2 separate regions of the Homo sapiens genome follow, and region 2 is linked to region 1. A link is a loop called in an ENCODE intact Hi-C map of the cell type or tissue named here. Cell type or tissue: endothelial cell of umbilical vein. All regions are shown on one strand. Links, peaks and the distances in the headings refer to the core of each region. The heading gives the core; the rest is flanking DNA. Region 1 overlaps THNSL1 (threonine synthase like 1). Region 2 overlaps PRTFDC1 (phosphoribosyl transferase domain containing 1).

Region 1 (2,920 bases), core at 267-2,766:
GCTAGGCACTCTCCCTCAGAGCACCAGTCAGCTACAAAATCCTGCTGAAGTTTCTCAACTAGAGCCTTTTCTATCTGGAAATGATGCTGACTTTCTAATCGATTAAATAATTCTGTCATTAGCTGTCCATCTTTATTAGCCATCAAGTGTAAATGTCGTTCTAGGTTTGAAGATTTGAGAATATCTATTGACGGTGAAAAGGTTTGTGCTAGTTTTCTTTCCCTTAGATCATAATGTCCTGTTTTTATAAAATCAGTCAAAACATGGTTCTGATTAGAGGCACAGATAAATTTTCGAATCGGGATTCCCATCATTTTGGCATACACTGCTGCTAAAATGTTACCAAAGTTTCCTGTGGGAATACAGACATCGACTGGGCTTCCAAAAGAAATAAATCCTTGACTAACAAGATCAAGATATGCGGAAGCATGATAAACTACCTGCGGAAGTAGTCGGCCCCAGTTTATGGAGTTAGCCGAACTTAAGATTGTTCCATATTCCACAGTAAGAAAGCCAGTAAAATCAGAATCATTAAAAATTCTTTTTATAGCTGTCTGGCAAAAATCAAAATCTGACTCAACACCCACTGCCCATCCATTTTCTCTCTGACTGCCAATTATTTGTGCTTTTTGAAAATCACTTACTCCATTCTCAGGAAAAAATGCAACCACAGCTATCCTTTGCTTATCATTCTTATTTAGACGACTAAAACCATTTAAGACTGCACTCCCTGTGTCTCCTGAAGTAGCTACAAGTATCATATAATTGCAACTTGGTGGGATACAGTGTGCAAAAATATGAGGCATAAGCTGTAAAGACAAATCTTTAAATGATCCTGTTGGTCCATGAAACAACTCCAGGATGAACTGGTTGCCTGAAAGGTGCCTGACAGGAGCAATTTTTGAGCAGGCAAAGTTTTCCCCATAAGCAGTTTCAATCATTTCTCCCAACCTGGCAGCAGGTATGTCTGCAGGATGGATACATCTTTCCAACAGTATCTGTGCTCTTTCTACGTAGGTTGCTCCTACTAGGCTTTTCCACTCCCCGCAGCTTAATTTTGGAAACTCCTTTGCAGGAACAAAGAGGCCACCATCAGAAGCCAACCCCTCAATTACAGCTTCACTAAAGAATTTTGCTGAAACCTTCTGTTCACAGTCTTCAGGCCAAACGTGTCTTGTTGAAATGAATGTTTCCGAGTCCACATCTTGGTATCTTTTAATTGCATTCAGCACTTTGTCAGCTACCTCCTCTGGGGAAGCCCCACTTTCACAGAAAACACGAGCATCATACCACTTCTTATAATACTGTCTTCTAAATTTAAGTAAGTCTTTCATAGATGTTCCAGAATTCTGACCTACAATCCTATCTGTCTTCATTAATTTTAGACGACAAATTAGATCTAGTAGAGGTACATCCAGGTATACAATTATTCCATTTTTCTTCAGATGCCACATGCTAGCATCATGCATTGGATTGGACCCAGTAAGGGAAATCACACTTCCAGATGCAGAGAAGTTTAACACAGCTTTTCCTTCCTCTTCTAAAAATTGCTCATTACCAACATCCTGTAATTTTTCAGACACACTCATATTCCAGGTTTTTTCAAGGATATCATCATCCACATCTATGACACAACAACCTAGTTTCTGACCTATTATTCTGCCTACTGTTGTTTTCCCAGCACCAGGAGGTCCCATCAGGATAATATTTTTGTCTCCAACAAGAGAGTGGGTTGAATACCATGACTTCCTCAATTCCGCAAGTGCAAAGGTTCTTGAAAGAAATCGCTGTGCATGTTTATCCGTTTTAACATGTATACTAGAAAAACATTTCTGTGTTATCTTTTTCAGATGATGACATCGGTTAAAGTGGAGCATTCTCTTTTCACTTTTCTGCCCAAGCCAACCTAAAAATTGGCTTTAGCCCTTTTCAAAACACAAAACAAACAAAAAACAACAAAAGATAATTTGGTTACTAATTACAGTAGATTGTTAAAATCCCAATAGGACTGAATATAACCATGCCCATGGTACATAAACTGTTTAAAAATCTTCCAAACTTATGGAATTAAAAAAAGTATTCCAACCCAAATTCTTATATATTGCATATTATCCTTTTAATGATATCTTTTAAAATCTCAAGACACTGAAAAATCAAAACTTTGACAAAATTTGTAACTATAAAAAACAGAAACTTGTATTCACAAAGTGCCAGATTGTAGATGCTTTTAAAAGTATATATACACTAAATCAAATTACTATTTCTTTTCATATTGAGATCTTTTAATGAAAATTATTTCATGGTTTATCAGTTTATATCACATATAAAGATGATTTGGAGTTGGAGTGCTATCTACTTGCAATTCACAAAAGTTGAACAATATTCTTTATATTTAATTTCTCTTCAGTTATATGAACATTGTGACAGACTATATTACTCATAAATTTCTTATAGAAGTCATAACAGGAAACCAGAATAAAAGAACATATTTGCTTATAAAATGCTTAGTTTTCCAAACTACAGGACAAAGGTATGACATTTTCTTTCTTATGTGCCTTTTACACGCATATTAAGAATCATTGTTACATATTATTCATATTGAAGGCTTTAAAAAGAGCCAAGGTGAAAGGTATATTATACAAATAGTTAAGAAAAATTAATAATCAGCAATGAGGTCAAAGGCTACATATAACCTTATCTGCACAGAACCATCACTTTTGTTTCTAACCCTATAATCATCAGTGGAGAGATTTAACTCAATTTCCAGACCCCAGGGCCACAGCCAAGAACCTCAGGAATGTTTCCAATGATGAGAGACAACAATTATTCTGGCATCCAAAGAAGCTCTATAATTTCCCATATTGACCAAGTCCTTGTCTTTGGAAATATACTCACCATTAAAACAAAAATGTATGCCAGA
Region 2 (2,920 bases), core at 237-2,736, 170 kb after region 1:
TTTTAGCTAGCTCAGAATCTCTGTTCCTTCTTTCTCTCTGGATTTATGAGGCTTTGTACTTTGCGTTCCTTTCTCCTGATTGATTCTTTCTTTTCTCCTCAATGTAACTTCTGACCTCTTCTGCTCTTGCTTCTCCTCTCTTACTCTTTTTTTCAAGAAACTCTGCAGTTTGGAGGAATCAAGCAGGCTTCCTAGCAAGGGACTCCATAATGCAACCCCCTAGAAAATAAGTCCCTCACCTCTAGTACTTATTTTCCTAGCAAGGGACTCCATAATGTAACCCCCTAGAAAATAAGTACCTCCAGTACTTTCTATGAGCATGAACCAGTCGTTTTCTTCTTGTGAAAGCATCGTTGGTCATAGTCACTGTGGAGATGACTTTGCCCAGGCTATAAGCCCACTGGCTGTACCCAAGTACACTTCCATTAAAAGTAAGCAAATAAATCTCTCATCTATAATACTGTAATAAACAAACCTGTAAGATTCCAAAACACTGAAACAAGTTTGAAAATCACTGGACCAGTGCACCTTTATTCTGTTTCAAGACTTCTGAAGAAGGAGAGCTATTGTCTGTTCCTTAAGAATTCTCTCCAATAAGTATTAGCCAGGCGTAGTTTTGCATGCCTGTAGTCCCAGCTACTCAGGAGGCTGAGGTGAGAGGATCTCCTGAGCCTGTGGAGGTAGAGGCTGCCGTGAGCCATGATCACACGCCTGGACAACAGAGTGAGATCCTTTCTCAAAAAATAGCCAGGTTCAGTGGCCCATGCCTGTAATCCCAGCACTTTGGGAGACTGAGGCGGATGGATCACTTGAGGTCAAGAGTTCGAGACTGGCCTGGCCAACATGGTGAAACCCCATCTCTACTAAAACTACAAAAATTAGCCTGGCATGGTGGCACACGTCTGTCTTCCCAGCTACTCGGGAAACTGAGGCAGGAGAATGGCTTGAACCCTGGTGGTGGAGGCTGCAGTAAGCCAAGATCGCGAGACTCGGTCTCAGAAAAAAAAAAAGAATCCTTTCTGACAAAAAATCATCATCTTTTCAATGAATCTTCTTTTGCTTTTCATAAGTACCTTGCACTGTGCTTAAATCCATTTCCTCTCATTCTGCCCTCAGTAGGGAGCTCATTAATATCCTCTGCATCATGAACCCAAAGACCAGCATTAATGCAACCTCCACATTCTCTTCCTCAAGTTGAACAATCCCGTTGCCTTTCATCTTGTGTCCTGGCTTTTGCTTTCCAGCCCTTTAAACAGCCAAGACACTGAGTACAGCGGGAGAATTGCTTTCTAGTTGCTGTGGCCCGCGCACCTGTTCACATAATGCAGCGTCGTAACGCCTTCTGCTTGAACTTTCCTTTGTGTTGTTGAGAGTGTTTCCTTTGGCATCGTATCACTGCATACTGCTTGCTTTAGAACACCAGGGCCACGTGACTCAATTATGCATATTTCTTGTTATGCACCAGGCTTCCTGAGCCCTTTCTCAACTCTGTATGCTAGATCAGTCATTCTTCATTGTAGGTTGGCTTGTTTGCCTTGCCTCCTTCCTCCCGAGTAGTCCTTCGGGTCCAGGTCCCTCTTGGGCTCATCGTGTGCATTTCTCACCATTTCTCACTCCCTCCTGCCTCAATGAAAGGTCCTCAAGTTTGAGTGGCGACAGCAGCATATGGTGACTTGCATTTATATAATCTAAATTTTGTTCCTTTTTTTTTTTCTCTTTCTCTGTCTGCTAAGATGCTGGATTTGAGATTCCAAACTTATTTGTGGTGGGATATGCCTTAGATTACAATGAATACTTCAGAGATCTGAATGTAAGTCTTGCATGCAAATCCCTAACCGCCCTTTTTATAAGAACTTAACAATTTAAAAAAGTATTGAATGCGTGTTAGTGATGTCTGCTATTGATTGAGTATCTTCTATGTCAGGAGTATGGTGAGCACATTGCATCCATACTCCCAATTAACTCCCACTACTATTCTGCAGGGTAGGTATCAGGATGATAGAGGCAAATTATGATTATCTCTATTTTGTACTAAAGAAATAGGAAGCTAAAAGCAGAACTATGGTTTGACACTGATTCTTCTCCATAGTCATTGACTGTGCCCAACCAACCATAACAATAGCCAATATTCTATACACTGGTTTGTGTCAGTGCTTGAACTCTAGCAGGTTTCAATTACAGTGGCATGCAGCTCATAACTCTTCCCTCTTTGGGGGAAATGATCTCACCACACAGACGTGGACCCCCAGTGTGGACCCCAGCTGTGTGACCCTGACCAACACTGCATGATCTAGAGGTAGACAACTTACCCATAGTGGACCAATCAGTCTCTCTGTCCTGGGAATTAGAAATTTAAACCAAAAGTCACAGAGACTGAGTGTGTTCAGACTTCAACCACTAGGATAGCAGTGCCCCCAGAGAGTATCCATAGCACCATGGGTGAAAGTCTCTGGAGCTGCCCTTGTTCCTGCCTTCTAGTTGCTTCATTGCCCAGCTCATCCTTGGATTCTGAGAGCTACCCCAGTATTCCACCAATAAATTCCCCCTCCCCCCTCTTTAAAGACACAGGGTCTCACTCCACAGTCTCACCTAGGCTAGAGTGCAGTGACGCAATCATAGCTCACTGCAGCCTTGAACTCCCAGGCTCAAGCGATCCTCCCGCCTCAGCCTCCTGAGTAGCTGGGACTACAGGCACACGCCACTATGCCTAGCTAATATTTTTACTTGCTGTAGAGATGGGGTCTTCGTATGCTGTCCAGGCTGGTCTTGAACTCCTGGCTTCAAATCATGCTCCCACCTCAGCCTCCCAAAGTACTGGGATTACAGACAGGGGCCACTGAGCCCATCCAAATCCTCCTTTTTTGCTTACATTAGCCTGGCCCCATTTCTGTTGCTTTCAATCAAAATATTCCTAACCCTT

The links. A loop is a pair of places that touch in the nucleus more often than their neighbours do. Peaks named below come from ENCODE experiments on the same cell type or tissue, not always from the same donor. Only the 100,000 strongest peaks of a DNase experiment are listed, where the experiment ranks them.
Region 2: a loop joins it to region 1, with 5 times the contacts of the local background. A loop is called at or near these places in 3 of 110 quality-filtered maps.

Annotation. Positions count from the first base shown.
Region 1 is chr10:25,022,181-25,025,100 of GRCh38, reverse strand. It overlaps THNSL1 (threonine synthase like 1), which reads right to left. Exons shown (of 3, transcript NM_024838.5): 3 at 1-1,925. The coding sequence starts at 1,877. It also overlaps a transcript of ENKUR not described here. Among named protein-coding and RNA genes, the nearest start is that of THNSL1, 7.0 kb to the right of the region's middle. In endothelial cell of umbilical vein, for the core only: no CTCF peak of the experiment used is centred there; a DNase peak (open chromatin) is centred at 1,630; H3K27ac peaks cover 1,433 bases.
Region 2 is chr10:24,850,278-24,853,197 of GRCh38, reverse strand. It overlaps PRTFDC1 (phosphoribosyl transferase domain containing 1), which reads left to right. Exons shown (of 9, transcript NM_020200.7): 8 at 1,734-1,810. Among named protein-coding and RNA genes, the nearest start is that of PRTFDC1, 100 kb to the left of the region's middle. In endothelial cell of umbilical vein, for the core only: no CTCF peak of the experiment used is centred there; a DNase peak (open chromatin) is centred at 1,407; H3K27ac peaks cover 734 bases.